Regions from separate parts of the Homo sapiens genome. Here region 2 is linked to region 1. Evidence: read pairs that join two places in POLR2A ChIA-PET (ENCODE). Cell type or tissue: MCF 10A. All regions are shown on one strand. Region 1 overlaps FKBP1A-SDCBP2 (FKBP1A-SDCBP2 readthrough (NMD candidate)). Region 2 overlaps SIRPB2 (signal regulatory protein beta 2).

The links. ChIA-PET counts read pairs that join two places held together with the same protein. Peaks named below come from ENCODE experiments on the same cell type or tissue, not always from the same donor. Only the 100,000 strongest peaks of a DNase experiment are listed, where the experiment ranks them.
Region 2: POLR2A ChIA-PET joins it to region 1 with 7 read pairs; 4 of 35 experiments call an interaction of 5 or more read pairs at or near these places.

Annotation. Positions count from the first base shown.
Region 1 is chr20:1,353,805-1,356,304 of GRCh38, forward strand. All of the region lies in intron 2 of FKBP1A-SDCBP2 (FKBP1A-SDCBP2 readthrough (NMD candidate)), which reads right to left. The region is part of intron 1 of SDCBP2-AS1 (SDCBP2 antisense RNA 1); the gene reads left to right. Among named protein-coding and RNA genes, the nearest start is that of SDCBP2, 26 kb to the left of the region's middle. In MCF 10A, no CTCF peak of the experiment used is centred here; no DNase peak of the experiment used is centred here.
Region 2 is chr20:1,477,483-1,479,982 of GRCh38, forward strand. SIRPB2 (signal regulatory protein beta 2) reads right to left here. Exons shown (of 5, transcript NM_001122962.2): 2 at 2,218-2,500; 3 at 784-1,125. Among named protein-coding and RNA genes, the nearest start is that of NSFL1C, 12 kb to the left of the region's middle. RefSeq lists an enhancer at 717-1,916. In MCF 10A, no CTCF peak of the experiment used is centred here; a DNase peak (open chromatin) is centred at 1,289.

The DNA.
Region 1 (2,500 bases):
GGGAGTCTGATTATTAAATGTCTTGAGGTAGTCTTATTTGGGTTAAATCTGCTTGGTGTTCTATATAACCTTCTTGTATTTGAATATTGATATATCTCTAGGTTTGAGAAGTTCTCTGTTATTATCCTTTTGAATAAACTTTCTACCCTAGTCCCTCTCTCTACTGCCTCTTTATGGCCAGTAACTCTTAGATTTGCCCTTTGGAGGCTATTTTCTAGATCTTGTAAGCATGCTTCATTCTTTCTTATTCTTTTTTCTTTTGTCTCCTGACTGTATTTTAAAATACACTGTCTTCAAGCTCATTAATTCTTTCTTCTGCTTGACAAATTCTGCTGTTAGGAGACTCTGATGCATTCTTCAGTATGTCAGTTGCATTTTTCAGCTCCAGAGTTTCTGCTTGGTTCTGTTTAATTATTTCAACTTCTTTGTTAAATTTATCTGATAGGATTCTGAATTTCTTCTCTGTTATCAACATGATTTTGTTGAGTTTCTTCAAAATGGCTATTTTGAATTATCTATCCAAATATTCATCAATCTCTGTCTGAGATTGGCCCCAGGTGGGTCCATAGATGTCGTCCAGAAGGCAGGGCCTGTAGTTGGGAACCTTAGGAGTCTACCTGATGCTCTATTCTACTGCGGCTGAGCTTGCATCCAAGCCACAAGACAAAGTCCTTTCCACTATTCCCTCCCCTTTCCTCAGGCAGAGGAGTCTCCCCATGGCCACCACTGTCCTAGGCCCGTGGTGAGTACTGCCTGGCTACCACCTATGTTCATTCAAGACCCAAGGGCTCTTCAGTCAGCTTATGGTGAATGCTTGTAGTCCTGATTCTCTCCTTTCAGGGCAGTGGGCTTACCTCTGGCCCAGTACAGGTCCAGAAATGCCATCCAGGAGCCAAGACCTGGAATCGGGGCCCCAGAGTCCCACTTGGTACTCGGTACTCTACCCAACTGTGGCCAAGCTGGTACCCAAGCTGCAAGACAAAGTCCCCTTTACTCTTCCCTCTCCTTTCCTTAGGCAGAAGGGGTCTCTCCCTGAGGCCACCGTAGCTGGGAATGTACTGGGTCACACATGAAGCCAGTGTGGCTCTGAGTCTCACCCAAGGCCTGCGGCCAGTACTACTTGGCTAACACTGCTGATTATTCAAGGCCAAAGGGCCCTTTAGTCAGCAGGTGATGAATTTTGCCAGAACTGGGTCCTTCTGTTCTGGCAGTAGGTTCCTTTCTGGTAAGTTTAGAAATGTCATCCAGAAGCTAGAGCCTGGAACGAGTGCCTCAGACCTCTGCTTAGTGTCCTATTCTACTGTGGCTGAGCTAGTATCCAATTTGCCAAAAAAAAAGCCCTGTTTACTCTTCTCCTCCTCTCCTCAAGCAGAGGGAAAGAGTCTTTCCTGGAGCTGTAAGCTGTGCTGCCTGGAGTTGGGGGAGAGATGACACAAGCACTCCCTTGATCACCCCAGCTGGTGTCTCACTAGGTCACATGCCTCCCAAGTACACTGGCTCCGAACACAGCATAGCACCAGGACTTGCCCAGGAATTGCAGTCCTTCTGGTCCAGACGGCCTTCCAAATTTATTTAGGACCCCAGAGCACTTTAGCCCACTTTGGCGGGGTTTGCCAGAACTCACGTTCTGACTGCTGGGATGGATGATTTGCCCCTGGCTAGGACATGGGCACTCGCGAAGTTCTGCCCCGTTGCTTTCCACTGTGAGAGGGCGGCACTGAGTTCCATTGCAGTGTCCCACAATCACTGTGCTCTCTTCCAGAAGTGCACATATTCTCTCTCCATACCACACTCAGTGCCTCTTTCTTTAATATGATTTTAATATCAAGTACTGTAATCACTTGTCTGATTTTTGGCTCCTATGAAGGTGCTTTTTTGTGTGGATCATTGTGCAATTTGGTGTTCTTGCAGGGTAGACAATTGCTGGAGGCTTCTTTTCAGCCATCTTGCTCCACCTCCTCCTGATTTGCTAGTATTTTATTGAGGAGTTGTACATCTGTGTTCCTGAGAGATTGGTTTTTAATTTTCCTTTATTATAATATCTTAATCTCGTTTCGGTATTAGGGTAGTGCTGGCCTCATAGGATGAGTTAAGAAGTATTCCCTCTGCTTCCGTTTTCTGGAAGAAATTGCAGAGAATTGATACTATTTATTCCTTAAACATTTGGTTTCACCAGTGAAACCAGTGAAACCATCTGGGTCTTGTACTTTCTTTTTTTGGAAGGTTACTAATTATTAATTCAGTATAAAACCAGCCTTGCATTTTAAGAATGAGTGAGAGGCATACAGTTTAATTCCATCACAACTGATCAGAAAACATACTTCACATAACTTCAATTATTTTAAATTTGTTAAAGTTTGTTTTATGTCCCAGGATATGGTCTATCTTGGTAAATGTTCCATGTGCACTTGAAAAAAAAATGTGTATTCTGCTGCTGTTGGATGGAATGTTCTAGAAATGTCACTTAAATGTTGTTGCTCATGTTGTTAATTTCTTCTAA
Region 2 (2,500 bases), 120 kb after region 1:
CTGGGATGAGTCTGCCAGTTTCTATGTGGGTATGGGCTAGAAGTCAAACCCTGCAGCTATGAAGGACAAAGTTAGACTTTCTACTGGAGCACGTTTAGGGTATGGACCTGTCTAATTCATTGCAGTGTCTGCAGTACTTAGCATAGTGCAGGACACTCAACAGTCATGTAGTAGATGTTTGTTGAATTATTATTGTTACTATTATTTTTTGAGACGGAGTTTTGCTCTTGTTGCCCAGGCTGGAGTACAAGGGTGCGATCTTGGCTCACTGCAACCTCCGCCTCCCAGGTTCAAGAGACTCTCCTGCCTCAGCCTTCCAAGTATCTGGGATTACAGGCATGCACCACCACGCCTGACTAATTTTGTATTTTTATTACAGACGGGGTTTCACCGTGTTGGTCAGGCTGGTCTTGAACTCCTGACTCAGGTGATCCACCTGCCTTGGCCTCCCAAAGTGCTGGGATTACAAGAGTGAACTACGGTGCCTGGCCAATGTTTGTTGAATTATTAATGATCTATACAGAGTTCTGTGGAAACCAGAATGGGGAGAAATTAACTCTGCTTGAGAGGAGGAGAAGGTTTTACAGAGGAAGGGCCATTTGTGCTGGGCCTTGAAGGATGAGTAGGAGTTTTCAGAGAAAAGGAGAAAGCATTCCAGGTAGAGGGAAAAACTTATGTAAAGACATGGAGGCTGTGAAGAACTGGCTTGTTCGGGACATGTAGAAAAATTCCTGTTGAATACCTGCTCCGCTCTCCCGACAAGTCCAAAACCAATTGTCTCACCTTTCACTTTCAGGCTGGTGCCCTGTCCAGACAGGTATTGCCTGTTGGGTTTCCTCTGAAACTTTACACAGTAATAGGTGCCTGCATCCTCACTGGAGACGTTTTGCAGAAGAATGCTGAAGTCATTGTTGGAGGCCTGCACCGCTGTCTCCTTGGGGTGGGAGATGCCTCCAAAGTTGTAAATGGCCTCCCGGCTCAGACCAGCTCCCTGGAACCACCTGATGGGTCCAGGGGGACCGTCTCCAAGCACTGTGCAGTTCAGAAAGACAGTGTCTCCAGTGGTCCCCAACACCAATTCCTGGGGCTGGATGATCCACAGGTCTGGTTCAGGGTCCCCAGCTCCTGAAGCCAAAGAGGAGGTCCTTGTTGAATTCCCTCTCCTCTTCCATCGTTCACTCATTTCCTACCTGGTGTTTTCCCTCCCTTCCTTCTTTCCAGATTTCTTCACTCAGCCACTCCTTCCTGCTTTCTTTATTACTCACCAGTTGACTCATTCAGTAAAAAAGCTCTGAGTACCTACTACATACCAATGGTAGGATTGGGGAACATGAAACTCAGGAAGACACAAGTGCCCGGCCCTGAAGCCATTCTCTGTCTTCCAGTGGAGATGGTCAAAAAATTGCCCAGAGGCGGAAACCCAGAAGATGGCAGGACTACAGAGGAGGCACCATCATAGCTCGGAAGAAGCCAGTGAAGCCTTCCTGAATCTGGCATCAAGTTAAAATGAACTCCCACGTACAGATACTCTCCATGTCACCAGTTTATGGGGTGTTTCCACAAGCATCCATTCTATTTAATCACCCGAATGACCCTTGAAGTACAAATTGTTTTGCCTGTTTTTCAAGCAAAGCACTTGAGGCATGTAGAGCCAGGGTAACTGACTTAAGAAGGAACTACTATTCAATGACAGGCCCAGGATTTGGGTATTCAGGTCACCATAGGTGGACTTACAGATGCCATGATTGAGTACTTGGGGAGTGTGGTAGATGACATGATCAGCCTCAGGTTTTGACTCTGTGCTTGTAATAGGGTACATCCACACTCTTACCTTTGGTGCATGGTGGAAGACTATTCTTCCTTGTCCCTTGACTTGGAGCTGAGCCATGTGACTTGCTTTAGCCAGTGGGCTGTTAGCAGACATAATGTGAGTAGATGCTTGAGGTGTACTTGAAGAGTTGGGACTGGGCTTCTGCTTCTGCCATCTTTATGAGAAAACATGCCCCACATAGTTGCTACCTCTCCAGCCTGGGCTCTGGCATGAGACATGAGGAGTGGAACCACCCAGCCACATGTAAATGTGCATGTAGAGATACAAATATGTATTGTTGTATGCCACTGAAATTTTGTGTGATACAGCATGATACAGTGGATAAAGGTGACTGTGCAGGGAAACAGACTGGAGCAAATGTGTGGTCTGCAGGGCCTGATCCTTACCCTTCACAAGCACTGAGGTGCCTTCATCCGATTTCATTTCTGAGTGTTCACTCAAACCATCAAACCTCACACAGTGGTAGGTTCCAGTGTGCTCCCTGGTGACATTGTGGATATAGATGGAATAATCACAATTCAGTGGTTCTGATGTCCGTTGGATCATGGGCATTACCCCAGGGAAGGAGCCACGTTTAAAGTTATAAATTTCCTGTTGGTCCTGAGTGCTCACCTTCACCCATTTTATCATACCATCAGTGCAGGAGCCGACCACCATACACCTCAGTAG